Linked DNA regions of Homo sapiens: region 2 is linked to region 1. Evidence: read pairs that join two places in POLR2A ChIA-PET (ENCODE). Cell type or tissue: Caco-2. All regions are shown on one strand. Each heading gives the region's core, and the rest is flanking DNA. Links, peaks and the distances in the headings are about the cores only. Region 1 holds the start of LOC107986833 (a long non-coding RNA gene). Region 2 has its middle 19 kb from the start of ATXN7L1.

Region 1 (15,883 bases), core at 4,339-8,338:
ATAGATGTGCCTGCCTTTTTTTTCTTTCTTTTTTTTTTTTTTTTTTTTTTGGTTAGGTTGGTTTACCTTAGTTTCTGTTACCTGCAACCAAAAAATCTTAATAAATATGCTCAGAAAAAAACCAAAAACCTCACTCTACTTGTTAAAAGTTGAATTTCGCAACACTAGAGTGAACAGAATTCTCAACCATGGTTGTCCCTACACTATCAGCTGACAGGGCATCAGGATGTTTTCAGAGGCAGTGCACAATTATTGCCTTTGCCTGGCTCTCCTGGGAATAGGTGTCTTTTGCCCGAAAGCCTAAGGAGCCAACAGGACATTGTTTTTCTGGCATTGTCTAAGGCTGGACGTCCTTTTTGGTGATGCAATCAGGACTTATAAAGGTGGGACAGTCCGGTAGTGGTTAAGAGGACAGGCCCGAGGAATCAGGCAGCTTAGGTTGGTACTTCTGCTTCATGACCTACAAGCTGTAAGACCTTGAACAAATTGTTTGACCTGCCTGAGGCTCTCCCTAGGCCTCAGTTTCCTCATCTGTAAAATGTGAATGATGATAGTTCATTGAGTTGCTATCTTGAGTACTTGAGATGAGATGTATGTGAATAATCACTCAGCATAATGCCTGGTGTGTACTAAGGCCCCAGAAAAAGATGGTTATAGAAGAGCAGAGAAGTCCCCTTCAGAGATATTCAGATGGAAAAATAACTCCCATCAGTCTGGCAGATTGACCAAGATGACACTGTCCCATACAGTTACCACTAGTCACATGAGAGTTATTGAGCAATTAAATGGTGCTAATCCAAATTGAGATGTACTGTAAGTACAAAACATACAACAGTCTTCCAAGACTCGGTACCAAAGAAAATGATATGAAATATCTCATGAATCACTTTTTTTTTTTTTTTTTTTGAGACAGGTTTTTGCTCTGTCACCCAGGCTGGAGTAGAGTGGAATGATCATAGCTCACTGCAGCCTTAAACTCCTGGGCTCAAGGGATCCTCCTGCCTCAACTTCCTGAGTAGCTGGGACTATAGGTGTGTATCATGACACTCAGCTAATTTTTAAACTTTTAGTAGAGACAGGGTTTCACTACGTTGCCCAGGCTGGTCTCAAACTCCTGGGCTCAAGCAATCCTTTGGCCTCAGCCTCCCAAAGTGTTGGGATTACAGACATGAGCCACCATGCCTGGCCATGAATGACCTTTAAGTATTGATAACATGTTGAAACAATATTTTATACATGTTAAAAATACCTAATTAAAATTAATTTCTCCTATTTCTTTTTACTTGTTAAAAATGTGACTACTAGAGACTTTGAAATTACGTAAGTGGCTTCATTCTATTCCTATTGGACAGTGCTAATATAGCCCCTCTCTTCAGAAGACTTCAGGGAACCCTCAGGATAAGTAACCCATCCATCCTTACACACCTGCCTTTGAGAAAAAGGTGATGGGATTCAGGACATATTACCCCAAAATATGGCACCTTGGCATTTGAGAAAACAGCAGTTTTGAAGCAGTCATAAGAGCTTCATTCCAGAGGTAACCTACCTATAACTGGAGGAAAGGAACATCCTATTCTGGAAGACAGAGATGCCAGGAAGAATCTGAACAAACGGACCTTGCTAAATTCTCCCAGGTTTATCACACCCTTTTGTCCTCCAATCATACTTCTCCATAATTACTCACTTCATCAAACTGAGCATAAAAACACATGGGTTTCCCTGTTTCTTTGAGTCTTCATTTCTGAAGGCTCTGGTGTGACATAAACTTAACATTAAATGAATTCGTATGCTTTTCTCTTGTTAATCTGTCTTTTTTTATAGAGGTCTCAGTCACAAGCCTAACAATGGGTAAGAAAATAAATCTCTTCACTGCCCCCCACCCATCCCCCACAAAGGTGAAGGGTGACATAGCTGTCAACCCTGTTTAGTTTGCCCAACCCCCATGCCAGCTGCTTATAATACATCTATTACCTTGGTAACCAATGATGACCCCAGACAGAAAGACATGCCCAATACCAGAAGATAAGAAAAATACAATTGGCCCTTTGTATCCATGGGTTCTGCATCCTCAGATTCAACCAACTGAGGATTTAAAATATTCAGGAAAAATAAATGGCTGGCTGCATTTGCACTAAACATATACAGACATTTTTTTCTTGTCATTATTCCCTAAACAATACAACAACTATCTACATAGCATTTGGTATTATAAGGAATCTAGAGATAATATAAAATATACAGGGGGACATGCATAGGTTATATGCAAATACTAAGCCATTTTATAGAAGAAACTTGAGCATACGTGGATTTTGGTATCCACGGTGCATCCTAGAACCAATTCTCATGGGTAACGAGGGACAACTACATTGTAAGACAATCCACATGGCTGAATTAGAGGATGCACTTAAGGATGGAAGTGAGTGGCTTACACTGATTTATCATGAAATATTTGCTAACAGTGGTAATGCTGTAGAGGAGGTGGCTGGGAAAACCTTCATCATCAGGATCCTCCGCTGTGATATTGGCCACGATGGTTCCTGGACTCAGTTCCTCCAGGACTGTGTACACTCGTGTCGGGCTGGAACAGAGATACAGCAGACACAGCTAATTTCCAGGGGCACGGGAAGGTAGCATCTAGGCGATTGGTATTTTGGTTAGTGCTAAATATAGTGCAGAGCTGTTCAAGTTGCATCAACATGCTCAGAGGGAGAGCACAGCAGTGGAAAGGAGGGGTGGCTGGCTTTTGTATCCCCAAAGACCACATCCCTGTGGATGTGAAGAAAGTACCACGCTGTCATTGCAACAATTTACATGGGCCACAGTCTCTGACTCTATGCACCTCTGCCTGATGTCATTTCAGATCAGCCTTGGCATTAACGTCTTTTGAAATAAGGACAGGTGGCCTATCCAGCTATCTTTTCTCATTTTCCCACGTTTTGTGCAGATGTCCCTGGATTCTTTTAGATATCACTGTGTCCAGAGTTACATGCCAGGGTCATGTCCAGAGCTGCGGGTTCCCTCCCTTGTTCCTGACTCCCATCCCATGGCTGCCACCAGAAGCCAGAAAAATTGTAAAGCTTCTCTATTCTCATGTGTTTGCTCACTTTTTTTTCTTCCTTGTCTTTTTTTTTTTTTTTTTTGCCTGAGGATATAGAATTTATGCACAGAACTCGTGCACCTTTCCAAGTTGCATTAATCATGAGGTCAGCTCTCTGAACTGAGAAATAGGTCCCCTGAAGAAGACCAGGCCCCATCACTGTCCTTCTTGCAAGATAACCCCAAATCACCAACTTACCCATCTTCCTCAGACCTTCACCAATGCCTTTGGAACAGGCCAGTAATGAGACTGATAGGTTGGGAGTTTTAACTAACTATACATTGAGTAATTTTGAATGCTCTAAGGGAGGCTTATTGTTTAAAACAACTCTGCAGGAAGTCCTTTTGCTGAGGGAAAATCATTTCAGTGGGGCAAGTAGTCACCTCTAATTTCCCAGTTACCCAAGTGGAGGTCTTCCCATGTGGGATCTTCTTTGAAAGGGGTATAGTACCTCTCAGATCTAAGTGACGGCATTCCTTTCGTGAGCTCAGAATATTTCTGCTGTGCTATCTCACCATCCCTATAAGGTAGGTAGGGCCAGAGGAAGGAGAAATGGCAGGGAATCAATAGCTAAGTCAGGGGCAGTCAGAGAAAGGCAGGAACCAGGGCTTCACCCCAACCCTCCCTACCAGAGCTCCTCCCTGGATCCAGGGTCCCCCCACATCTATTCACAAGGTGGACTTCTGTGGGTATACTCCATTGCTGGAGGAGAGTAATCATGTTCAGCCTAAGGTCACCCCAGTGTCCCACTGAAACAGGCCCATTCATCCTTTCCCTTACTTGACATATCCCCTTCTCAGGCAATCTGTAATGCTGCCCCTGATGGATCTAGGAATAGACAAAGTGGAATGGGGCCAAAGAGGTGGGATGGCAGGAGCCAAAACCAGAGCCAGGAGGGAAGGATATGGCCCCAGCGCCCCCAGGCTGGGCCAAGCCCCTCGGTCCCTTCTGTGAATGCCCCTGTTGCTAATGTAGTATGTTTTTGCTTTGGTCATCATGAGCGGGTTCTGTTAACTTCCAAAAAAGAGGCCACTAAGATGCCTGTGCTAATCACACAGCCATGAGCTACTGCTCCAAGCATGCTCCTAGTAAAAGCATCACCAGGGAGCTGGTTAGACATGCAGACCTCAGGCCCACCCACCCCAGCCCTCTGAACCAGGACTGGCTTTTTCACAAGATGCCCAGCTAATCTGCATAGACTTTAATGTTTCGGAAGGATGATTATAAGGTGATGCCAGAGGTGGCAACCACAGGCTCCCAGCCTCCCCACGGGACAGAGAGAGGACACCTGGGGAGGAAAAGCCCCTTCTTCCCATCATCCCTCCTTCCTTCTCAGGCAGTGGTTCTCAGCTGGGGGGCCGGGGGTGGTGTCTGAACATGTTTGATTTTCACAACTAGGGGAGACAGCTACTATTGATGTTTAGGGGATAGAAGCTGGAGATGCTGCTACACATCCTCCAATGCACAGGACAACCCCTCTACAATGGGGTACCTGGCTCAATGCCAGCAGTTCCGCTGTTTAAGAAACTCTGCTCTGAAGGCTCATCTAGTCCATGCTGGGTGCTCCAGGAACCCAGATCCCCACGAAGGGAACTGGTCAGGCTACTGGCCACGATGCAGCTCCTCAGGCGAAATATTCTCTCCTTGGCTAACCTGACATTAAGCCTGGCAGGAGATAAAATCTTTAGTCTATTTGATTTTTGAATCCAAGATACAGGTATGTATAAAATATCATTCAACGGAGACCACAGTTAAGAGCTATTCAAAGCACAGTGAAGCTAGGTGCCATGCAGCTACCCTGACACAGTAAAGCTCTGCTACCACTTGTATTCCCACATCCTTCTTCCCCGTAACACCTGACCCCCAGAGCTTGGGCCAGTGGCCACACTCACAGGGAAGGGTGTGAATGCTGGGAAGCCATGGATGGCTTCACCACTATGAATGAGTATTCAGTAAGTGCCCAAGGTGTGCATGACACTGCCAAGCACCAGGTGGAAAAGGACTGAGTAAATACAAAAGAAATGGGCAGGAGGGGAGAAAGACCTACCTACCCAACTCTAAAATAAAGTGCTGTGCACACACAGCAAGCTCTGTGCACAGGGAAACAGTAAATATGTCAGGTGCTTTTTTTTTTTCTTTTTCTTTTTCTTTTTTGTTTGAGATGGAGTTCTGGTCTTGTTGCCCAGGTTGGAGTGCAATGGCATGATCTCAGCTCACTGCAACCTCTGCCTCCTGGGTTCAAGCGATTCTCCTGTCTCAGCTTCCTGAGTAGCTGGGATTACAGCCACCATGCCTGGCTACTTTGGTACTTTTAGTAGAAACAGGGTTTCACCATGTTGGTCAGGCTGGTCTCGAACTCCTGACCTCAGGTGATCCACCCGCCTCAGCCTCCCAAAGTGCTGGGATTACAGGCGTGAGCCACTGCACCCGGTGTGTCAGGTGCTTTTATAATAAAATGTTCAACTTCAATAATGGCAGACTCCTGGAGCATGCATCCTGAATCTATAAAGCTTTCTGACATTTGTCACCACCAGGGGTAAAATGGGGAGACATTTTCAAGAACAGACATAGGACTTGCTTTGGTTGTGTTAATTGCATGCGTTTAACAAATAGTAAAGATAGAAAGGCTGTCTGTACATTTTACATTTGTATTTCAGGCTCAAACTCAGTACACTTGAGTCTGTTTGAAGATTTAATTTTGTTAATCCTGAATTAAAGAAGTTATCGTTAGTGCTAGCACTGATTTACAGGAAAAGGAGGCTGAGAAGCTCAAGGGAACCATGAAAGCCCTCCAAGTCAGCACGTAGTTTGAAACCAAGCAAATCCTTTCAAATTTTGATGGCTGAGGGATGAGGTTGACCCTCATTGACTGCCTGAGCCAAGCCTGGGCAGCCACCCTGCCCCCACTCCTTCTTTTGGAGTGAGGCTCTGGCAGACACACCCTCACCTTCATCCAAGGAATGCTGTTTGAAATAAAGTCGACTGACTTAAAAAAAAAAAGACCGTCACACAGATCATGCTATCTGCTTGGGGATGGAGCCCAATATGTTCCTCTTTCAAACCTAAAATGAGAACCAGAGAGTTCCAGGCTGACCTCTGGGTGCATCCCACGCCAGCGAGGGTCATGTTCTCTCTCTCTCTCTGCTAAAAGTCAGTTTCTGTATTTTGGAAGATGTGATCCAAACCAGATGGTTTACAAGCTCTGCCCCTGGGGAGGACTTATTATTTTCCCCTTTGAAACCCCATTAACCTTCCTCCCCTCCTCCCAGATGGGACTTGTGGGGAAGGTGTCAAAGAATGCATCTGCTCCAGCCCTGCAGCCATCACCTTCCTCTGGGGGTTCTTGAAGAATCTGCAGAGCTGTGTGGGCCCATACCTGAGCCTGAGTCCGGGCTGGGATGTCATAACTGTTAATAAGCTGCCTAGACTTTGCTCCAGGAGCCACCTGTCAGCCCAAAGGCACTGAGCTCTCCTTCTGAACCTAACCCAGCATCAGGTGCTGATGGAAAGCATTACATAGCCATTTAATAGCAGCAGATAAATTGAGGGTCAAGGATTGAAAAAGGAACTGCAGCCCAGGCTGCAGGGCTGGAGCAGACGCATTCTTTGACACCTGCAACTGGACTGTAGACTATGTTAACATCCAGAAGTTGTGCAATTGTGGTGTTTGCCAAGTGGCACCAGGTTAGTCTGGGAGTGAGGTTGCCTTAAATACCTCGCAATCTTGGAGTAGTTTTGCAAGTCCTCTACCCAGCTCTGAGGCCTAATGGTCTTTTATTGGTGGAGTATCCTGTGCTGAATCTATTCATAACCGTTCATGCTGTTAAAGGTGATTTTGCCTTTCCTTGTGGCTGGCTTCTATGCCCATCTCAGGGACTGGGGCAGGCAGAGGCTCTGTAAGCAGTATGCCAGGCTGTTTGCAGTGCCATCTACTAGCTCAGAATCCCATCTTTTCCTCCTAAATCCCCATCTACAATAGGCTCAGATCTTCATTTTGTGCCTGGGATAGTGCCAGGCACATTTCCACAAACTACCCTCCACCCGATGCATTTACCCTTCCCACCTCTGCTGGACAGAGGAGCTGCCAGACACAGCCGGATCACTTTTCTGGATCCACCATGGCAGGAAGAAACTTTAGAGCAGCCAGTAACAGGCAGGCACCGTGAAAATAGCCCTCTCCTCGGTGTGAGGATAACATACTAGGAGCGGGCGTTAGGGAGTCGTGAGTGATGATGCATGCTCTGGGACTCTGCTGTTACTAAAGCGCGGCACTTTATTTTAAAAGCACCCTCTGCATGTGCACAGTGCAGGCCACACCCCGGGGCATGTGTCCACCCCTTCTCCCCACCATATCCAAAATCCCATGGTGCATGTGAATGTGTGGGTACAGGAGGCAGAGGCAGCAAAGGTGGAAAACAGCAGTCCAGAGGCCCAGATAAAGACTCTGAAGAGCACGTGCCTCTAATCTTTCCTGCAGGCCACAGCAAAGGGCATCCCTCTGCCTTGTATTAAATGTGCCGGAGGAGACGAGGCCGCCTAAGAAGGACGCACCTGCGGCCCAGGGAGTCCTGCATGCCCTCAGGCCTACCTGGTAAAGCGAGGGACTTCGTCGTTGAGGTTCACGATGTTCACCTGGAGCTCTGTGGAGGCTTTGAGGCCTCCACTGTCCCTCACCTCCACGATGAGATGGAAACTGCCAGGGAAACATTCCACGTGAGAGAATCAAGCTTTGCTGGCACTACTTCAAAATAGGATGGGGAAAATCATGGGGTGGGAGGAGTGAGAGCAGACCCTGCCCCTTTGGTGGTGAGCCTCTCCGTAATGCCCCCACAGTCTCAGGGCCTGCAGGGTGACCTTTCTCCCCCCGTCTCCAAACCCGCTGGCTGCTTCTCATTCTGCAGGGGCTATTCACCACCATTGTCCCACCAGGCCAGCATCTGCTCAAGCGCCATGCTGCACATCTATCCCGGTGTTTTTCACAAGATCTCTGGAAAGTGCATATCACTCCCACTGGAGGGAGTGAGGCCCCCATGGCTCACATGGCTAGCTCTTGTTCCCACACCCGACGCAGAGCCAGGAGCCTCACCTGCTTCACCCCAAGGCCAATGTGTTGTCATCCACTTCCCCTCATCAGCCCCTTTGCTTGGATGGCTGCCTTTCCCAAACAAGATGGGGTCTGAGAAATCTTGTATAGATCACCCTTGACATTAATGACTACATCTTAGAAAAAAAATGCCATCTTCCATTTCAAAAGGCATCAAGCCAACAGGGTCCAGATGGTCACCTAATCAATAAAGACAACACTCAACCAGATAAGGGCATAATCCTTTACTACCAGTCTTCGCCAGTGGACTCAAGGGCCATAAAACGAGCAGGACTTCACCGGCTCGACAAGGCCATCTTGACAGACCCTGTCTTGCTGTCACTTGTAATCAGCACCCAGCATCTGCCCAAATCAAAGACTCTTCCTTGCAAGACATTGATGACCATCTGGATGTGGCCAAGACACTCTCCGTGTCCACATCACCGTCCTTGGTCTGGTTTATTAACCTCTTTTCTCATGATGTTAAATGTTACTTTGTTTGATGTGGAATGTTTAATTTATAACATTTATGTGCTGATGAAGTATACTATGTATGGTTTACAATACTGACTGACCTGTGGAGTGGCTTGAGCCTATGTGCTCTGACTACTGAGTTAGCAAGAGGTCTAAGGAGAGTTGCCTCCTTGGGAATTCCATGTAGCTCATGGCTTTTAGGATTGAAGTAGCATCAGTGAAAACCTGACCTTATGGAAAGACACAAATGTGCATGGACCTGGTTATGTCTGACCTTGCACTGCTCATGACACTCTTGTACTTGGGCACCCTCTCCCATACTGTCATTCTTGTTCTCTGGAGACCAAAAGAGGCCTCCCAGACAATTGCCTTATTCCCCATCCCTCTCTGGGGTTCACTACCATCTGAACTTACAATGACGCTGTAGACTGCTCAAGGGGCTCCCCCCAGCTGCCCTCAGGTTGCACTGTGACCTATCCCTCATGTTTTCCTTGACCCTCAGATAAACAGTACTTCATGCAAGGTCAATAGCAAGACTACCTTCTGTGTCCTGCTTCAAAGTCCAATTCTGTTGTGGAGAAGAGGGTGCCATTAGCAGACATTCTGAAGCTCTTTGGGGGAGAAATCAGGAAATACTAAAAAACAAGGGAAAAAAATTGATGAAATCAGCCCACCTGCCCACCCTTCCCCAGAAGATGTGTGTGCTCATTTCCTATTTTATGTTCTTAGCCCATGGAACGTTCTCGATGCATCAGGATGCGGTTCAAAGAGCAGTTATCCAATTTAATCGCTCTTGAATACAGAAACTTCTGGCTCTGTTGGTCTGAGCCCTGGTTGACCACACCCTGAAAAGCTGGTGAGTGGATCTTGTTCTAACTACAGAAAGCATATAAAAGGCCCCTGTCAAGGCAGGCTCTGCTTCTGAGTCCAATCTTCTTATCCCTATCACTGTGTTCTCACTCCTGGACAACTTCTGGCTTTGATTCTATGCCTTGGCTTTAACCAACACTGTATTTAAATACAGTGTATTTAATACAGCTACTACCCACTAGGTAATAGGACTATACCTATTACCTATTTAATACAGCTACTATACCTATTTAATACAGCTACTACCCACTAGGTAATAGGACTATACCTATTACCTATTTAATACAGCTACTACCCACTAGGTAATAGGACTATACCAAAGTGAGTAGGATCTGGTCACTACCCTTAAAAACAACTTACAATATAGCAGGGCGCAAAATGCATGAGCATCAGTTATTGAAATGCCTGAAGGAACAAGGGACAAGGGTGAGCTGAGAATGAAACATAACAGGGCTTACAGTCCAGGTTGGAAGCCAGTTTAGGGATTCAGAAGAGCTGTTTTGAAATCTAATCCCTGGCACGTGGCATAAGGAAAGTCCTTCCTACATCTTTGGGTAGTTGAGAGTCTTTGTCATCATAGGCTTCCAGCCCAGCTCTCTTGATGACACCCTGCCCAGATCTCCTTGATCTGATAGGAAGAGACAGGTTTATGTGTACAGCCCGCTGAGGGTGAGCCCATAGGAAGACCATGCCCGTGCCACCCATGGCAGCCCATCAGGATTGCTCTGTTTCTTCCACAATGGAGTCAAGAAAACAGGGGAAGAGCCTGGATCAGAAGAGCTTGGTTCAAGGTCCAAGTTCTTCTTCTTCTTTTTTTTTTTTTTTTTTTTTTTTTTTTGTGAGACAGAGTCTGGCTCTGTCACCCAGGCTGCAGTGCAGTGGTGCTATCATGGCTCACTGCAGCCTCCGCCTCCCGGGCTCAAGTGATACTTGCATCTCATCCTCACGAGTGGCTGGGACTACAGGTGTGTGCCACCACACCTGGCTAATTTTTTTTATATTTTTTTTTGTAGAGACAGGGTTTCACCATGTTGCCCAGGCTGGGCTTGAACTCCTGAGCTCAAGTGATCCACCTGCCTCTGCCTCCCTGAGTGCTGGGATTACAGGCATGAGCCACTGCGTCTAGCTTAAGCTCTGGTCCTCACCACAAGATCTGGGACAAGTGCCTTTCTTGCCTATAACTTAGGGCTGATGTGACCAATTGCTCCTTCATGTTATTGAGGATTAAATGAGAATGCGTGCCGTAAAATATGAAGGATCGCAGCAACGCTAGAGACTCACATGTTTATATTCATTTCTTCCAAAGGGCTTTAAGGTTAGAAGGTTTCATTATTTCCTGCTAGGATGAGGGATGTTCTATCCTCAAGGCCTTAGATCTCTGGATCAGATCATCAGTGGAGGTTTTGCAACCACAGCCACAGCCCCTGAAGTCTAGAATCAAAGGAAACACCTGCCAAGGTTTCCAACCCAGCGATTTGCTGTGTTATGATCGCTGCTGAGCTCCCAGCACAAGAAGACAGTGTGCACAGAAAATAGATTAAAGGTCTCCTTTGAGGCCAATATAACGTTTTTAAGCCATTTTTAAAGTTTCCTTTTGTTTATTATTTAATAATGTTTTTCTAGTTGTATTGACCATATTTTATACAAAACTGAGGAAGACAGAAAAGTATAAAAAAGAAATGAAATATGCCACCTATTAAATCTCATTTTGGTGATTAGCCTTCTGTTCTTTTCTATGCAAACGTATACCCTCCAAAAATAGCAATGATGTTATCATCAAAATTATAATATCTGTTCATTGTGTTTATATCTTGAGCATTTACCCCTATTCTTAAGTCTTATTTTATAGCCTGGTTAGTTAACGATGGCACAGCATCCTACCACAGGGGTTTATTTTACTAAATCTTTCTTGCTGATCATTTAGGTGTTTTCTGCTCATTTTTAAGGGGAAATATTTGGGTGATGCCACAGAGCACCCTTCTCCCAGCCCCACAGATTGTGCAAGCACCTTGGCAGTACTCCCAGGTGTGGGGTTTAAATCCCAAGCCCCCCATTAACACTCCAGCTCACGGCCTGACAGCAATTGCCTAGGCCTGAAGTTGCCCACACACAGAGCAGTCCTCTGTCTTTGAGCAGAGCCTTCCCTGCAGAGAATCCTCGCATATCCATAAATCAGCACCTTAAGCTACATATGATAGAATGACAGGGTTTTAGAGACTCATGGGTTGGGGAGGAGATTTACTGTATGTACCTGAATCAGGGCGTCCTTCCACATGTGTTTTGAAATGCTCTAGGAGCTGGATCTCCAATTCTGGTTGGTCCCAAGCACTGTAAGGCCTTGGGATACAGAGAATGCAGACAGGCCCTACACTCCAAAATCTTATGGTCAACCGAGGGAACAAAGGTTTGGGGAGGTGCTCCAAAGGGGATACATACAGGATATGACGGGAACTGAGAAGAAGGACTCTTAGACTCATCTGGAATACAAGAGTCACAAATTAGGGTAATAAATTAAGTTTGGTGACTCTGGAGCCAGAATACCTGGATGTGAACCCTGGTTCATCACTTTGTAGCCATGTGAGTGCCTGCAAAGAGTAATAATACTAGGGCATGCCCCACGGGTTATCATATAAAGTGCTAGAACAATGCCTGGTACATGGCAAGCCCTCAATAAATGTTAACTACTGCTGTCCCATTAGAAGGGATCCATGAGGGAAAGGGCTTCATTTTATTCACTGCTATATCCTTAGTGACTAGCACATAATAGATGCTCAATAAATATTTGTTCGATGTTAAATATTGGGGTTTTCTTCTTGTTCATTTCCCATCTTAGTAAGACCAACATTCCCACCTTAGAGAATCTTAAAACAAAAAAGCAACAACAAAAAACCATCCTGTAAAACATTTTTTAAAAATATTTGAATGTAATAATGCTAGACTTGGCTTTAAAATCTTCTCCAGTTGGGCCCACAGTCTCAACAACTTATGCAGAAAGGAAAGAAAGGAAAAAAGAAAAACAGCAGCAGATAAAAAGGATGTGGAGAACTGTAGAACTAGGCACATGAGAATTTTCTTTTTAATTTCTATGAAGAGGATGATTTCCTGGAATCTTGATTTTTTTTTTCTTTTTAACACCAGGCTAATTTCTTTTTTCTCTGAACCTAAGAGCTGTGTTAATGGGAATAGCAGTTTTGTACTTAGAGAGGAGATAATATCCAAAGACTAAAAATATTGTGTCATGTGGCCATTTGCCAGCGACTCAGCAAGGCTCTCTGTAAAACCTGGCATTTTCTCCCCCTTTTTAAAGGCTTGTTTAATCAAAGCTGCTCCCTTGATATTCATTCTTGGAAAACAGAAATTAAATAGAATGAAAAGCAACTGCAGCCCCTCTCTGCCCCCAGTCCTGGCTAAGAAAAGTCCTGAGTAATCAGATCAATTCAGTTAACAAATGCTTGTCAGACAAGCTCTCTGGTTTTCCTGCTGGGAATATTTCTTTACCACCACCCCAGGTTTCTCTATTTGCCGCCCCTTTGCAGCTAGGTTTGCTCTCAGACACAAAAGCTTTAGTTTGGAAGACAAGAAGCCCATCCTTCCTGCCCCATTCACCCTTGATTGTGCCTTGGTGTAGGGAGAAAGGAAGGTGAGAGGGAGCTGGCCCAGTTTCCAGAAATGTCAGCTCCCTGGGGTACGAGGGGAACGCCACCTCCAGGCTTGCTTCCCCACTGCAGTAGGAGTCACCGACCAATGATTCAACCTGTGCCACTTTGCAGCTATCAGTTGCTTTCAGTAGAAACAAACAACAAGAATTCAGCTTCTTGTCTTTTATAGAATAGAGCAGTCAACTACCAGGCCACCGCAGGCTGAGTTTCCAGAAGGAAAGACCCTTATTCGGCCCACATCCAGGGAGTGTCAATGGCTCCACAAGCCACTGAGTACATGGCCCCAAACCCACCCCAGAGGGCCAGAGCACTCAGGACTGTGGCAAGTTACAAATATGTTGCCACATTCCTATATTTTTCAATGGAAGCTGAATATTTTGTAAAAGCCTCAATTCCTCTCTTTGTTTTCCCCTATTCCACCCTCGTCTCAGCTCAGAGGTGGGACGTGGAGGAGGAAGGAGGAAGAGTGCCTAGAAGAAAAAAAACTATCGTTAAAAAACTACCCACTGCAAGTCCTTAACGTGGCTCCTGCTCGTGGTTCATTGTTCTGAGGATGAGCTAAGTGGGTTACAGGCAAGTACTTGAATGTTTTTAAGAAGAGACACGATGACAAATGCAAAATGCTATTATTAATGTAATCCTTCACCGATAAAGCTGCAGATCCTATGCCCTCACATTCTGTCATTCTTTTTCCATAATTGGCCTGGGTTCTGTGCTGCAAGATTCAGGCTTTGCTAATCTTAATAACAATGATCCCCATCTATTTGAGAGTGTCCCACCCCACATGCAAACAGCCAGCAGTGACCACATATTTGGAGTGGGAATTGTCCAGTACCTTTGCTTTTTCCTTTTATGAGCCTTTGAACAAGAACCTGGAGTAGAATGAAGAATGCCTTTTGCTAAGACTTCAGGTGGTGACTCCTGACTCCTGAGTTGGCAGGCAGACACCAGGGGAGCTGAATGACTGGGGCAGGTGGGGGTGTATGGTGGGGACAGGGATGCTGTCACTCAGAAAAGCAAGGGGTAGGAAGCCAGTGGCAGAACTTGCCAGAACAGAGTAGAAGGGAGGTGGGTCAGGAGACCTGGGTTCTCACTGGAGTTACCTGACCCCTCAGTTCCCTCCCTCATCCAGAAATCAAGGACTGCCCAATGGACCTGAAAGATCCCATCCAGCTGGGACCCTTGATAGGGCCAGGTCTGGCATATGATGACCACTTTATACACAGGAAAACCAAAACTCACAACTGGCTGCCACTTCCTAGAGCTATGAGCAAGATAAAGACAGAAAGAGAAGGATGGCCCCTGCTGCGCTCCCAAAAGTCCAGGTAGTAGCTAGGTTATTGCTCTCTTAATTTAATCCTTTGTCTGCCTTGGTGAAGACAAAGCACATTTCATTTTATGCAAAAGCCCTTCCTCAATGGAAAGGCCAAAAGAAAGCCCCTTAATGGAGAAATTGCTGTACTAGATCATTTTGCCTCCAGCTGAGAGATTGATTAACATCCTGGGAGTCTCCAAGGAGGCTCTTCTGCAGTCACGGTGGCCATTTCCAAGCAGAGGGGGAAGCAGAGAGTGTGGGAGTTGAATGGGAGGAGGGTGGTCTCAAAGAGCCTCCTTCAGAAAGTGGAGAAGAGGTGGGGGGGTGGGTACCCAAAGAAGAAATGCCAGTAAAAATAATTATTCACATGCAGATCATCCTTCTCTATGTTCTGAGCCCATTATTAATGCATACCTCCAAGCCAAGCCCCGGCTCTACCTGCATGCCCACCACAACACAGAAGGTGCCCAGGAAGGGGGAACCAATGCTAGATCTAAGCCTGTGCCTGGCCAATGCAGTAGCCACTACCCTCACGTACGTGTGACTATGAGCATTGAAATGTGGCTGGTCTGCACGGAGATGATCTGTAAGTGTAAAATGCACACTGAGTTTGGACACCGAGTATGGAAAAAGAAGGCAAAATATCTCATTAATCATTTTATGTTGACTATGCTGAAATATTTTGAGTATACTGAGTTAAATAAGCTATTAAAATTAATTTCATTTATTTTGTTTTACTTTCAATGTGGCTACTAGAACATTTAAAATTACATGTGCAGGACTCATTTCTGGCTCACAGTATAGCTTTATTGGACAGAGCCGGTCCAATATTGATCAGTGTTGGTCCAAACAATGTACCAGCACATGCTTTTTAAGTTTCACTAAAAAGAAGGGAGCAAATACAAGTGGCTTCCAGATTAGTACCTGTTTTTCATTAACTGTGATACAGTTTCACTTTATTAAGCTGGAGAAGAGTTGTAAGATTTGTCATTTTAAAGGGGTTGAGGTTTCAAAATGCATCCTATAGCTATTTTTAAAAATCCATTATTCATTCTCTAGTTGCTGCCACCAGCAGGGTGACTCGTGGACCCCACCAGGTTAAGATGACAGACACAAACCAAGCCTAGGTCGCTTCAGGCATGTGCTTTAGTGTTTTGTTAAACTCTGTCCTTGTTTGTTCAGTCCAGTGGTTCTTGAAGTACATGGTACATCAGAATCACCGGGGAGGTTTGTATTCAAACTCAGCATTCTCAGGCAATGTCCAGGAATCTGCATTTTTAAAATCAGCCTAAGTATGTTCTAATGCCTGAACACACTTCTAAAGCCTGCAAAACACTTATAAACCGGTGTTTCCACTGGGTGTGGTGGCTCATGTCTGTAATCCT
Region 2 (15,883 bases), core at 6,860-10,859, 100 kb after region 1:
TTTGCTACTTACAACTGAAAGCATCATAGTTGACATGGCATTTCATTTCCAATGAAAGCAGTATAAACAGAAGTATATTTAAGTGCATCTGGGCTTTCCTTAGAGTGGAGTCATTAAATGCATACATTAGGTCTGAGTGATTTTTTAAAATTATAATTATGCGCCACATAACATTTCAATCAGTGATAGGCCACAAAGACAACAGTGGTCCCATAAGATTATAATACCATATTTTTACTGTAACATTTCTATGTTTACATGTTTAGATACATCAATATTTAACACTGTGTTACAGTTGCTACAGTATTCAGTACAGTAATATGCTGTACAGATTTGTATCCTAGGTGGGTAGTAGGCATCTAGGTTCGTGTAGGTACACTCTATGATGTTTGCTCAATGATGGAATCACCTAATGACACATTTCTCAGAACATATCTCCATTGTTAAGTGACATTACTGTACTTAAAATTTATTGAGTCCCTAGTATGTGCCAGGTATTTGACACAAATTATCACTCATCTAGGCAACAGTACTGAATGGCAGAAATTGTTATTCCCATTTTACAAAGGAAGAAACTGAGGCTCAGGGGTTTACATAAGTTGCCCAAGATGATATAACTAGTAAGGACACAGCTAGGAGTAAAACCCAGGCCTGCAGAGGTCCTATAGACATAATCTTTGCATTACACAGAGCCCTGGCCACAGCTACCTCCTAGTCCTAATGTTCTGCAAGTCTTGCTTTTTAAGCTCTGTTTTTGTTTTGGTTTTGGTTTGTTTTTTGGGTTTTTTTTAGACAGAGTCTTGCTCTATTGCCCAGGCTGGAGTGCAGTGGCATGATCTCAGCTCACTGCAACCTCCACCACCCAGGTTCAAGTGACTCTCGTGCCTCAGCCTCCCAAGTAGCCGGGATTACAGGTGCACACCACCATGCCTGGCTAATTTTTGTATTTTTAGTAGAGACAGGTTTCACCATGTTGGTCAGGCTGGTCTTAAACTCCTGACTTCAAGTGATCCACCTGCCTCAGACTCCCAAAGTGCTGCCATTACAGGTGTGAGCCACTGTGCCTGCTTGTTTTGGGTTTTTGTTTTGTTTTGTTTTTTGCATTTTTTTTGTAGAGATGGGGTCTCGCTACATTGCCCAGGCTGGTCTCAAACCCCTCCCACTTCAGCCTCTCAAAGTGCTGGGATTACAGGTGGGAGCCACTGCGTCCAGCCTTAAGCTTTGCTTTTGGAAACCTTGCAGCTTGGCCAGTTTGGAAGAACATTTATATCAGTCTCACCAAAAAAATGGACCTGCAGTTGGGTGACTCAGCATATGTTCATGGTCAGAGACACAAATGTCCCCTCTTTCTTGCCCACACTTGCTCTCTCTCAGAGCTCTTTGGCTGTCTCTGAGGAATGGCTCATTTGGGTACCTTGACTATTTCTTCCTCTTCGAGACGGTACATACTGTCGAGGACACATATATTAGATAATGGATCTGGCCCATGTTCGTCTTAACAAATTATACTGTCTCACTAGTGTTTGTTCTTCTACTGCTGGGCTAAGTGTTTGAATTTCACTTTCATTTAAGATTTAAGGCTGGACATTATACTCCAAAATCATTCCTGGCCTTTATTGATTAGCACTGATATAGTGCATCCAAACTGAAGATATATGACACCCAAGTCACACTGGGTTTTCAGGCCCTGTTTTTCATCTATGAATAAGCACACTGAAAGAGTTTTGTTTAATATTATTGAAGTTGAAGCATGTCATGTTCATTTACTGATATGTAATTCATTATGAGCAAATGCTGACTCTAAACGTGAAGTCACATGAGGTGTACTCCCTGTGATTCTATGCTATTTAGAAATGATCCCTTCTGTGGCCGGGTGTGGTGGCTCATGCCTGTAATCCCAGCACTCTGGGAGGCCAAGGCGGGTGGATCGCAAGATCAGGAGATCAAGACCATCCTGGCTAACACGGTGAAATCCCATCTCTACTAAAAAATACAAAAAATTAGCTGGGCGTGATGGCAGGCGCCTGTAGTCCCAGCTACTTGGGAGGCTGAGGCAGGAGAATGGCATGAACCCGGGAGGCGGAGCTTGCAGTGAGCCGAGATCATGCCACTGCACTCCAGCCTGGAGACTCCATCTCAAAAAAAAAAAAAAAAAAAAAAGAAAAGAAAAAAGAAATGATCCCTTCTACTAAGTATTTTTGAATATTTCAAAATACAAAAAATTAACCCCAGATAAATAAAATAAAAATGTTTGCTCTTTACCAAATTGCCATATTCCATCTTATTTGGAAAAGTCATCAATACTTCACAATCATCAATGCCAGATGCCAGTGAAAGTGGTGTGGATGGGGTATATAAATAGCAGTCATTAATATTTCTTAGAATGCTAATGACATTTTGTCTTCCCAGATAAGTCAGAGTCTGAATACATAAGTCACCAAAGCACAGTTTGTCATAGAATTCTGACATAAAACACTATCCAAGCAAGTTTCCCAAATAAACAAATTATCTGGAGTGTTTACTGCTCCCACGATCCACTTAACAGCTTCATGAGTAGCCAATAGGAAACAGCAATGGGGATCTTTCTGCACCCAGGAAATAGGTATTTGCCAATAAGAATGAGAGCAACTTGAAAGGGAGAAATTCCGTGCTAAATATAATTTCTGTGCCCATAAAACATCTAACAGAGCACCGTCAGAGGAGTGTATATTCGAGAGAATGAGAAGACAAGCTACAGACTGGGAGAAAATATTTACAAAAGACATCTGATGAAGAATTTTACCTAACACATACAGAGAACTCTTAAAAACTCAACAATAAGAATACGAACAACCCAGTTGAAAAACTGGCAAAAGATCTGAATAGACACCTTATAAAAAAAGACACAGTTTATTGTCACCTAATTCTGCTCCTGGTGCTTTCAGGGGTGAAGACTCTGTGTGAGTTCCTTGGTTATAGAGAGTCTTTGTATGGTGGCTTTCTCAGCTGCTGGTTGTAGCAGCAATGTGCTCACTGTCTCCTGTGGGGTCAGAATGGCAGAGGTCTCTCAAAGCTTATCTTGTTCTCCAGTAGTATGCATTTTTTAATTTTTTCCCTAGCACTTTATTTACTGGGTTGAACAGGTTGAGCTTCCAGCCAGAAGGGGAGGTGTCCACAGGTAAAAACCGATTGTGGTGTCCGGGCACAATGGCTCACGCCTGTAATCCCAGCACTTTGGGAGGCTGAGATATGCAGATTGCTTGAGCTCAGAAGTTCGAGACCAACCTAGGCAACATGGTGAAACCCTGTCTCTACCAAAAGTACAAAAATTAGCCAGGCATGGTGGTACAGACCTGTAATCCCAGCTACTTGGGAGGCAGAGGTTGCAATGAGCTGAGACTGTACCACTGCACTCCAGCCTGGGTGAGAGAGTGAGGCCCTGTCTCAAAAAAAAAAAAAAAAAATTGGTGGCTAAAGCAAAGTGGGTAAATGCAATACCCAATGATGGGTAGAGGTCCCAGCCCTAATAGAGGCAGCTGAGGGAGCTCTCAGTGAAATGCACGGAGGTCTTCTCAGAAGGAAGGGACGGACACCTCAGCTCCCCTGAAAGTGATCCACCTCCTAGTCACACTCCTGACCCAGTGTCCCAGCTATTCAGATCAGACAGACACCTCTTTTCATCTGCAGGAAGGCTGATGTTCCATGTTGAGATGGATTGTGACTCTACCCCTCGCGCAAGCCTGCAACTGGAGGGCACGCTGCCTGTGGAGAGGCAGCCCCGCTGAAGTGTTCAGGAAAGGCTATCCACAGGTGCACCCCATGGAACACTACTCAGCCATAAAAAAGAATAAAATAATGTCTTTTGCAGCAACTTGGATGCAGCTGGAGGCCATTTATTCTAAGTGAAGTAACTCAGAAATGGAAAGCCAAATACCATATGTTCTCACTTATAATTAGGGGCTAAGCTATGGCTATGCAAAGGTATACACAGTGGTGTAATGAACTCTGGAGACTCAGAAGGAGGTAAGGGGGAGGTGGGAGAGCAATGAAAAACTACATATTGGGTACACTACTTGGGTGACAGGTAAAATAAAATCTCAGATTTCACCACTATACAATTCATCCATTTAACCAAAAACCAACTGAACCCCAAAAACTATTGAAATAAAAAATATATATTTATATAGCTATATATAGATATATAGCTAGCAAAAAAGCATATAAAAATGCTCCATAGCATATGTCATTAGGGAAATGCAAATTAAAACAATGAGATACCCCTACACACCTATTAGAAAAGCCAAAATCCAAAACACCAACAATGGCAAATGCTGGTAAGGATGTGGAGCAACAGGAACTCTCACTGACTGCGGTGCAGATGCAAAATGGCACAGTCACTTTGGAAGACAGATTGGCAATTTGTCACAAAAATAAATAGATTCTTACCATACGATCCAACAAGCATGCTCCTTGGTGTTTACCCAAAAGAGTTGAAAACTTATGTCCGTACGAAAACCTGGATGTGGATGTTTATAGCAGCTTTATTCATAACTGCCCAAACTTGGAAGCAACCAAGACATCCTTCAGTAGGTGAACAGATAAGTAAACTGCCGTACATCCAGACAATGGAATATTATTCAGCTCTAAAAAGAAATGAGCTGTCTCAAGCTACAGAAAGACATTGAGGAAACTTAAGTGTATATTGCTAAGTGAAAAAGCCAATTGGAAAAGACTACATACTGTTAATTTCAACTTTGCAACATTTTGGAAACGGCAAAACCATGGAGAAGGTAAAACAAAACAAAAAAAAGGTTGCCAGGGATTAGAACGGTGGGAGGAATGCCTAGGTGGAACACAAACTATTTGTAGGGCAGTAAACTACTCTGTATGATACTATAATGATGGATACATGTCATTAAAAATGTGTCCAAACCCACTGAATGTACAACACCAAGAGTGAACCCTAATATAAATGGTGGACTTTGGGGGATAATGAGGTGTCAGTGTTGCTTCATCAACTCTAACAAATGTACCACCTCTGGTGGGGGATGTTGTTAGTTGGGAGTCTATGCAAGTGGGTGGGTATATGAGAAATCTCTGTACTATCTGCTCAGTTTTGCTGTGAACCTAAATCTGCTCTAAAATACAAAGTCTATTTTTAAAAGCATATGTTCAATAAACTCAATTAATATATTTAATGAACTACTTGTATGTGAAATGATAACTTAAGTTGCACATATGGCAATTTCAAAGCCTCTACACATTTGGTTAAAATGGTTATTATCCAAAGACCTTAAAAACAACTATATGCAACTCAGCTCTACTATTCTGCCCACAGAAAAATGCCACCCCCGGGTCAAACAACCAACCACAACCAAATTAATTTTGCCAAGTAATGGCAAAGGCTCAATCAGCGCCAACTCCAACTAGAAATGCCACCATATGCCTCCATTGTCCTGGAAGGTGGTCTCAGGCTCTGAAAAGCAGAAAGTAATGTGTCTCCACTGAATGCAGTCACGGAAATAGACCAAAGAAGTTTCTGTAATCCTGGAAACAAAGCTAGACATACCATTTCAGTATAAAGGGCAGATTCTGAACAGCCCAAACACTATCAAACACCATTATCAATGCCACACCTATAGAGTTCACAAGACACACACCATTTGTGGGAGGTGTAGCAGGAAAGTCCTTATGAAAAGATCAGTGCCTCTCGTCTGAAATTAAAGACATAAATGTGGGAGAACACCTTATGCAAACAATTTCTCTTCTAGAGATTAGAAAGGCATTTTCTTGCTGGTCAGAAAGATGCTACACAACTACCGTCAGCTAAAAGACTTAAAAAAAAAAACCACATAGGGAAAATAATTTTACCATGCCTCAAGAGTTCTGAGAAGTTCATGAACATCAAAATAAAAAGTGTACATAGTTTATGCATCAGGGTATGCATTGGAGTTTGGAAGTTCAAATTAAAAAAAAAATAAAAAGCATACAGTCCAGCTCCCAATCTGAAGCTCTACCAAGATCTAAACTTTTAATCTTGGGTTCTTTGAAGGACCTTGAAAGGCATTTAGTCCAACCTGCTACCCAATGCAAAAATCTCTTCTAAAACATATTTGATAGTCATGCTGCTTAGAGAGAATTTGCTGTTTTCTAAAACTCCCCATTCCAATGTTGGATTGGCCTGTTGGCATGTTTTTGCTTACTGTTAGCAAAATGTCATTCCATCTAACTCCTAAACCCTGGGCCACACCCTTGCTTCTAGAACTAGAGACTAAGAATGATCCTTCTTCCTGGCTCTAGCATTTACCAGCTGCGTGACCTTCAGCAAGTTACTGAACTCCCCTGTGCCTCAGCTGTATCTACTGAAAGGGAGATAACAGTACCTACCTCCTAGGGTTGAGGTAAGAATGAAATATTAGCACAGTGCCTGGCTTCTGTTGAGCACCCAATAATTATTAGCTAGTATTATCATTAGCTATTGCATACAACAATCCTTCTGATGACTATGAAATGGAAACTTCTTTATTAGGCTTGCAAGGAATAGACATTCTCAGATTACCTTAAATCAGTGATTGTCACTCTTTCTGTGGAATGCTAGAATTTGGGGTTACACACTTGAAGGCTTAAAATGGTATCCACAATTGTCCTGGGATTCCTCTGGTCCCCATCCACATGACTGCTATTTGAGTGTGTCTTTACTTCCCTCATAGCCTCTGTCTTTGAAACCCAGGTCTTTTTTCTTTGGCACTACATTGCCATCAGGTTCCACCTCTGCTGCCTGAACTCTGACCTGCAGCAGGCTAGACTCTGACTCTATCCCACATCATGCGGTGCTCAATTAGCAATCTAGCTTTCCAGAACTGTATAACAACAGAAATGCTCCCAAAAAACATCTTACACATTGCAGCTCACTTGGGAAGCATTTAAGGCAATAAAATAAACCATCACATATCCATTGAAAAGCACTGCCTTAAGTAATAGGGTTTATTTGGGGCCAGCCTGGGAAACAGAGGGATCTGGAATCTCAACCTCAAAGCCAGACCGCATGGAGACTAGAGCTGGTTCAGGAGCTGGAAGGTTGCTTAGGATACAATGTGGCTCTAACAACTGGGTTATACCAGTAAATAAAATTGCCATCTGTTGAGCTCTTAATATGGGCCAGGCACTATGCCAAGCATTTTACAAGTGTTAGCTATCTTTTTTTTTTTTTTTAAAAAACCTGCTTAAATTGTGGAATAAAATACTCTTAGAGTGTTCAAAACAAATATACAGTATAATGAACAATCACAAAGCAAACACTTGTGTAACTACCTGGTCTGTCAAGAAACAGAAAATGCTCAAGCACTGCAGAGTCCTCTCACTCTGAGCACTCCCTTCAGGCCCCAGGGCCCCTCCCTTCCTAGATGTAACCACTACTCTGATGTTTGTGATCATTGTTTCCTTACTTTTTTTTATAGTTTCCTCAACAGTCTATGCTATATAATATCAATATATAACTATATTATATAATTTATAGTTTAGTTTTGCTTATTTTTGAATTCTAAAGTAAAATAATACATATTATTTCTTTTGTTCAACATCGTGTTTATAAGATTCATTCATATTGTTCTCTATAGCATAGTTAATTCCCTCAGTGCCGTATAGTACTCCATTATGTGAATATATCACAATCTACTTACTCATTCTACAGTTGATGGGTATTTGCACTGTTTCTGAGGCCATGATAGCAATAAAATTATGGACATGCTTGTATGTGTGTATATGTATATACACATACATACACATATATGTATATGTATACGTGGTATATATGAAAAGTTCCTCTTATATACATACACCCAAGAACAAAATTACTGGGTTGTGTACCATGCATGTTTTTAGTTTTATTCAATAATGCCAAGGTGTTTTCCAAAATGGTTATACTAACCTACATTCCATCAGCAGCATACAGATTTCCTGTTGTACTGTATCCTCACCGACAGTTGGTATCATCCGATTTTTCACATATGCCTCTCTGATGAGAGTATAAAATATTTAATTGGAGTTTTAATGCCTGGTTCTTTTAAACTTTAAATACATTGAATCACTTTATGCATTCATCTCTATCTTGCTTCTTTAGCTCAACGTTGTGTTCATAGGATTCGTCCACATTGTTGCATATGGAATCTCACTGTGTTTCTCTTTATTAATGATGTTGATCATCTTTTCATTTTTTTTGACCATTTTACTATCCTCTTTTGTTAAGTGTCTGTTCAAGTATTTTGCCTGTTTATCTACTGGGCTGCCTGCCTTTTTCTTACTGATTTGTAAGAGACTTTTGTTTTTTTAAAAAAGTCTGGAGACCAGTTCTCTGGTGGTTTTGTGTTGTGAATATCTTCTTTGGTATTCACGCACATCTCTTTAAAGCTCACAACAACTCCGAGAAATAAATACTTTAATGTCTATGAACAGAACAATCTTAGAGAAGTTGGGTGGCTTGTTCAAGGTCACTGAGCTAGTTAGCACAAGAGGTGGGAAATCAAACTCAGATCTGCTCAGCTTGAAAGACTGGCTCTTAAGCATTCAGCCATACTGGGAACAGAGGTCATCCATCCCTCTCTAGCGCTATATGGGTCTTCAGCCCCTTCTCCTGCACCTGCTTCTCTCTTCTCTCCTTGTTTCCTTGTGACTTTAACTTACGACTTCCATTTCCTGCCCTCTCCTTGTGTGGCCTTTCTTCTGACTCCCCAGCTCCAAACATTGCCACTCACTTGGGTTCTCCTTCAAACTCCATGAAGGACATCTCATCAGCTCCATTTGGCACTGCCCCTTCATGGGCAGGCTTTCACTCCAGACCACGTTATGGCCACGGCTCAGGTACTTTCCCACTCCAATCAGCTGTGGCCAGGGTGGCAGAATCCCATGGTCAGCCTGCCTTTGATAGAGCTGCGGGCATGAGAGACAAGGGTGCAAAGGCTGCTCTCTAAAGCAGGTATCTCCTCTGGATCTTCACTTTTTTGGCCAATCATCACCTGCTCCTTTGACATCTCATCATCCCAATGATAACTCCCATTCCATCTTTCTTCCAGGACACTGCCTTCTTCCTCAGTCCCCACCTAAGCCCACTTAGGCATCAGCTTCCATCAGTTCTGTGGCCTAAAAAACGGTTAAATGTAGCCACTCCTCTCCATGGCCAGCCTCCACCCGAGTCCAGGCTACCATCATCTCTCACCTGGACTCCCAAAATAGCTACCCCAGGTGCTCTTCACATCTACTTTTCCATCTTCCCAGTCCATTGCCTGTACAGCAGCCAGAGGTACCTGTTCAAAATGCCTATCTCATCATGTCAGCTTGCATGAAATTCCCTTTGGCTTCTCCTTTCTCTTGGGATAAGGACCAAAACCCTCAAGATGAATCGCAAGGCCCTGCAAGGTCTGGCCCATGCCTCCCTCTTCACTCCCCACCTGGCTCTCTGCTCTCTGCCCCTAGGGAATCTGTTCAGTCCTGCTGATACACCAGGTTCCCTCTACCACAGGACCTTTGCACTGTCTACACTGCCTGGAATGTTGAGGCTGCAAGAAAACATGTGATCTCATCTGCACTCTCACTGAGGTACATCCTGAATGGTAAGAAACGTGGTATCTATCATTTAAATTTTCCATACCTTTTGATACAGTATTTCCACTTCTTTTTTTTTCCTTTTTTTTGCAAGACAGAGTCTCGCTCTGTGGCCCAGGCTGGAGTGCAGTGGCTTGATCTCGGCCCACCGCAACCTCCACCTCCTAAGTCCAAGCAATTCTCCTGCCTCTGCCTCCTGAGTAGCTGGGATTACAGGTACACACCACCACGCCCAGCTGATTTTTATACTTTTAGTAGAGACGGGGTTTTGCTCTGTTGGCTAGGCTGGTCTCAAACTCCTGATCTCAGGTGATCCGCCCATCTCACCCTCCCGAAGTGCTGGGATTACAGATGTCATAGTGAGCCAGCGTGAGCCACCACGCCCAGCCAGTATTCCCACTTCTCTGAATCTGTGCTTTAGAAATATGACCACAGGCTATATAAAAAGGTATGTAGAACAATTGTTTGCAAATCCTTATAATAGTGAAAATGGAAACGGTATGCATTTCAACAAGATATTAGTCAAATAAACTATAATGCATCCATAGCATGAAATATTATTCAGACATTAAAAAGAATGAGGTAGATTTCCTTGTGTTCATGTGAGAGGATATCCCAGATATATGAAGCTAAAAAACAAAATTCAGACGTGTATGATTCCCCTTTTATGCTTTAAAAATACATTGCATGTATATTTTTAAAAGTTACAAAAACGTGCACAAACTGGTTGACAGTGGCTACGTCTGGGGAGGGAGGATGAATTGACAGGGCATATTTTTTCCTATGTTATGTATTTCAGTAATATTTGATATTGCTATTTTATTACTATAATTTTATAATCTGAAAAAATCTAATACAGTGAAAAAGATATGTGTATAATTAAATCTGCCATGTCTATCTTCTCCCTAGAATGTCAGCTCTATGAAGTCATCAAATGTTTCCATCCTATTCACTGTTATTTACCCCAAAGCCTAGTCAGTGCCAGGCACATAATATGTGCTCATTAAGCATTTATTAATTGAATGAATAAACAAATAATGAGCTGTTTCTGTGACCCCATAAAATGTGATACCCACTCAGTCCTCCACAAACAGACCCCTGGCTACTTCCTCCCTGGAGTTGTACCCCACAGTTTAAAAAAGTTGTAAAAGTGCTTGACTTTTTTATGGCAGTCACATCATGCTACGTGCTGACACTCAGCTTCAGGGACTTCACACCAGTACCGCACTCAAATCAGGTTCCCATTCTTGACTTAGGCAAATACTTGTTCTCAGACCCAAGTCAGGACTTCACAGTTTGTCCCTGCTGAAGTTCATTGTTTTGTTCATGCCTGTCAAGGTATTTTGAAACTCAACCCCTGACTCTAACCCAGTACACATCCTACAAGCTTTATATTGCCTGCACATTTATGATGCATTACGTTTTCTTCCAATTTAATTATAAAAAATGAAAATTGTACAGGGCAGAGCCTAGGACAGAATCCCACAGCCCTCCCTGAGCAATGATATCCCTGTTGACTTAGAGGGGTCTGGGCCTTCTGTTTGCTTCTCACACACAGGAAGCTCATTCCCATCTCAAAGCCTCTGTGTTTGCCACTCATTCCACTTGGAATGCTCTCCCTCCAGATGGTAGCTCCTTCATGATCTTCAGGACTCAGCTCCAAGGCTTTCTCACCAGAAAGGGCTTCCTACTACCTAGTCTAAAAGGATCCCCGTCCGCCATTCCACATTATCCTGTTTTGTTTTCTTTAAGGCACTTGTCAATTGCTAAAGTTACCTTGTTCATATTTTTCATTTACCTATTTATTAGCTGCTCCTTCCCCCTACCCCAGTGTCAGTGGGGATATTGTCTGCCTTATCCACTGCTCCAGTGCCTGAAGCACTGTAGATTTGAGTAGTCAGTCAGTATTTCCCATGTGACTGAATAACAGACAGAGTTGGTCAAATACCTTGACACCTACTTGCACTGTCTTCTAGACCCACGTCTCCATTTTACCTGCAAGGATGGTCCTGGGACTACTGTATAACACATTTTCTTCAAGTTTGGAGGAGTCAATAAACACAAATTTATTCTCTCATAGTTCTGGAGGCCAGAAGTCCCATACCTGTTTCAGTGAGCCAAAATCAAGGTGCCAAAAGACCTCACTCCTCCAGCAGCTCTGCAGGGAGAATCTGTTCCCCACCTCTTCCAGTTCCGGCTGGCTGCGGTGTTCCTCAGTGTGTAGCTGCCTCACTCCAATCTCCATCGCTAGCATCTTTAAACCTTTCCTGCTCCATCTTTACATCGCCTATTCCTCTGCGTGTGTCATTATTTCTCTGTCTCCTTCTTATACAAGGATACATTTAATGGCATTTAGGGCCTAACTGGCTAATCCAGAATAATCTCTCCAACTCAAGATCCTTAACTTAATCACCTCTACAAAGCCTTTACCAAATAAGGTAACATTCATAGGTGTCAAGTATTAGGACCTGATATCTTCAGGGGCCACCATTCAGCCCAACAGAGGTTATTACTCATTTTGTGAAATGCCTTTGGAAAACTGAGACATACGATGTGTCCAGATTTCTCTTTTCCACCTCTCGGGTAGGGCCTGCCACAGAGGAGAGCTCTGTAAATGCTTCTTGAATGAGTAGATGAATAGAAGATGTTGTTCCACTCTACCATTCCCCACCCCAGCCCTCAAAAAGAGAAAAGAATGGGTCTATGACTCCTTTAGCATAACTGGTTTCCCCAGTTCACAGACCCTTGAGAAGCTAGGGGGTTTCGGAAATGGGGAAGCTCTTCATAACTGGTGGCCATCTGACACGCTGCCAATACCTATTGGGAGGGATACAGAATTACTGAATGAGCAACAAGACTAAAATTATTTACAAATGAGCTTTGCCCACTACAGAGGGTGTGGGCTTTGCTCATATTTGATTTCTCTCTCTCCCCAGCACTCTGAAGAGGGTTGTATTGTAGCCAAATTAGTTCTTTGGCTACTGAATAGGAGGATGGGAGAGGGAGACCAAATGGCACTGGATAGACAGAAGGAAATTAGTTTATCTTCTCCAAATAGAAGGGACCCCTGATGCACTTCACATAAAAGTACAGCATCTTGGGAGGAGGCCAATTAAACCCCTAACAGGGTCATTTCATAATAAAAACTATTCTCAAGCCCCTGGTCTGGACCCCAGAGTTGGATCAGAAACCTGGTTCTCTGCTGTTGGAGCAGGTTATTCTACAGTTAGCATATTTATTGCTCTTTCATAATTCCTTATCAAAACCAAACATTCACTCCTTGGTGCTCATCCCCAAGACACCCCACCCATGATGGAGTTCTCTTGATGTATCTACCTTCAAAGACAAAGAAGGGGTTGAGATTCACATGTGGTTCAAGCCAGCACACCAGCATAGGAACCCAGATGCAAACTCAGGCACAATGGTCCTAGCTAGAGCAGGATGTGCACTTGTGGGGCAGGCCCTCCTGACCATGGTGTGAAGCCTGGGGACGCCATTCCATGGAGAGCTGCTTGCTTTGGGGGAGCTACAACAGGCTGTAGCATTTTCTTGACTATGTATTAGAATCCTGGGTTGGTGCCACAGTTTTCTGGAAAACACATCAGTGCAATTATAAAGCACATCAATGGGACAACATGATATATTCAGCAACATTCTCAACAAACTAGTCCCTTTGACTCCCATTATAGCCTTCTATTATACAAATAGAGGCACGTGTGGTTTGTGGTTGAGGAAAAGAATGCTCATCGCTAGTTCTTACTTGCAGTGACTTATCTGTGAATTTCTAAAGTGCCTAAACCCCTTCTGAAGGATATAATGAACCACGGAAATGGAAACAAAAATTATCTCACCTATGTGCAATGCCCATACTATAAAGTTTGAAACAAGGAGATCAAGGGTTTTAGAGCATCAGATAAGACTGTAAAAGTTTCACAGGTTAATTTTGTTGCAAACCTGGTCCTTTTAAAAAGTACAAAACTCTATAAAGGAAGAGACTGATAGATATAACTGTATAAAAAGTAAAGACTTCTGAATCTACATAAATCTACCTTATCTGTATACACATAAATCTACCATAAATAAAGTTAAAAGACAAATAGCAAGTCAGGGAAAAATCTTGCAATTTATAACATAAAGGGGTATTTTATTTAAAATATAAAGAGCTTTCACAATTCATTAAGAGAAAGGTGAACACTCTAAAAGAAAGGTAGGCAATTTACAAAAAAATGAAATACAAATCATCAATAAGCAGAGATACAACTGAAACAAGCTGGAGATGAAATTCTCTCCTCAGACTGAAAGATGAAAAAGAATCATCCATACAGCACCTATGAGGCCATGAGGAAATGGGAATTCTCATACACCCTGGCAAAGTTTGGCAATTTCAAAATTGTAAATGTGCATCCACTTTGACTTGGCAATTCCATTTACAGAAAAGCATCCTAAAGAAATAATCATAGGCTGGGCACTGTGGCTCAAACCTGTAATCCCAGCACTTTGGGAGGCTGAGGTAGGTGGATTACCTGGGGTCAGGAGTTAGAGGCTAGCCTGGCCAACATGGTGAAACCCTGTCTCTACTAAAATTACAAAAAAATAAAAAATAAAAAATTAGCCAGACGTGGTGGCAGGCACTTGTAGTCCCAGCTACTTGGGAGGCTGAGGCAGGGGAACAGCTTGAACCCAGGAAGCGGAGGTTGCAGTGAGCCTGGGCAACAGAACAAGACTCCATCTAAAAAAAAAAAAAAAAAAAGAAAGAAAAGAAAGAGAAAGAAATAATCGTAGATGTGCAAAAAGATTTAGCTACACACAACATTTACTGCAGCACTGTCAATAACATATAGAAATATTAGAAAAACCTAAAAGCCAAAACTGGGGATTAGTTAAAAATATTATAGTTTAAGAACCAATCACTAGAATATTATAGTCTCTAAAAGCAACTATTTAAAAAGTGATTATATTGATCTATATTGGCTGTGTTATCATATAGTTCTAGATATTTAATATATATAAGGTGGCTTGGTTTGGAGATTGGGGATCTAAAGGTATATAAATATATTATTGATAATGCGTGGCATTATATATATATATCAAAATATTAACACTTATTTATAGGCTTATAACTCTTATTTATGCCTTTCAATTCCTTCTGAGTTTTTTGCAACGATTGCTTTCTGCGCAAGGGAAAAAATACAACTATTTCATAAAGACAGGATTCACATGTGGGCAAATACTCTTAAGCTGGAAACATCTTTTTTGGCCACTGACAACTCACAGAGTAAACAAAAAAGACTAAAGTGCATCATTTAAAATTAGGGTAGCCATATAATTTATCATCTAAACCAGGACACTTTTGATTCTGAAAGGGGAAGCTATTAATAATTTTACTGGGACAAGTAGCATAATCCAGGACTTCCTAGGCAGACTCAGCTGTTTGGTCAGCTTACTTAGAATGAAAATTTTATATACTCTGTCTACAAAAACGACCCAGTGTTGGAGCTTTCAAGGGTAGGCCACAAATGTAGAGACTACCCTTTTATCAGTATGATTGGTTGTAGTTTTTAAACATGCCAACCAGATGGTTAAAGGATTTTGAAAAGTTCATTTTTCTCACCTAATTAGCTTGTTTGGATCGACAGAGCTCTAATTTTAGAGATTTGCTCTTGATAAAAAGTATTTCTCAAAGAAATATACCACTTAAGACCAGGCGCGGTGGCTCATGCCTGTAATCCCAGCACTTTGGAAGGCTGAGGGGGGCGGATCACCTGAGGTCGGGAGTTCGAGACCAGCCTGACCAACATAGAGAAACCCCCCTCTCCACTAAAAATACAAAATTAGCTGGGCGTGGTGGCACATGCCTGTAATCCCAGCTACCAGGGAGGCTGAGGCAGGAAAATCGCTTGAACCCGGGAGGCAGAGGTTGCAGTGAGCCGAGATTGCGCCATTACACTCCAGCCTGGGCAACAAGAGTGAAACTCCGTCTCAAAAAAAAAAAAAAAGAAAGAAAAAAAAAAAGAAATATACCCTGTGACTAAGAACACATTGTATTATTAGCTATACTATGTCACATTGCAGATTTTAATCTTGGAAACACTGTGCAACTCTTTTAAAGTCTTCTTGATTCCAAACTTCCTGAGACTCACCTGGTTTCCACTAAGGTCTTTATACAGGGAACTGTTATCTCTGTGACCTGAGGCTCTTACTTAAGATGGCCACTATTCACATCCTTCAGCCTTGGGTCACTCTGCCCACCAGCTATTTATATCCTCCCTGCCTTTCACAGCGGGGCTCAAGTTTCTCCTCTCTCCTG

Evidence for each region. ChIA-PET counts read pairs that join two places held together with the same protein. Peaks named below come from ENCODE experiments on the same cell type or tissue, not always from the same donor. Only the 100,000 strongest peaks of a DNase experiment are listed, where the experiment ranks them.
Region 2: POLR2A ChIA-PET joins it to region 1 with 7 read pairs; 6 of 35 experiments call an interaction of 5 or more read pairs at or near these places.

What each region holds. Positions count from the first base shown.
Region 1 is chr7:105,988,157-106,004,039 of GRCh38, reverse strand. CDHR3 (cadherin related family member 3) reads right to left here. Exons shown (of 19, transcript NM_152750.5): 5 at 9,195-9,289; 6 at 7,686-7,790; 7 at 2,430-2,578. It overlaps LOC107986833 (a long non-coding RNA gene), which reads right to left and starts at 7,674. Exons shown (of 2, transcript XR_001745316.2): 1 at 4,590-7,674; 2 at 3,048-3,617. RefSeq lists an enhancer at 12,786-13,433. In Caco-2, for the core only: no CTCF peak of the experiment used is centred there; a DNase peak (open chromatin) is centred at 6,749.
Region 2 is chr7:105,887,948-105,903,830 of GRCh38, reverse strand. No RefSeq gene overlaps it. Among named protein-coding and RNA genes, the nearest start is that of ATXN7L1, 19 kb to the right of the region's middle. RefSeq lists a silencer at 15,275-15,471. In Caco-2, for the core only: no CTCF peak of the experiment used is centred there; no DNase peak of the experiment used is centred there.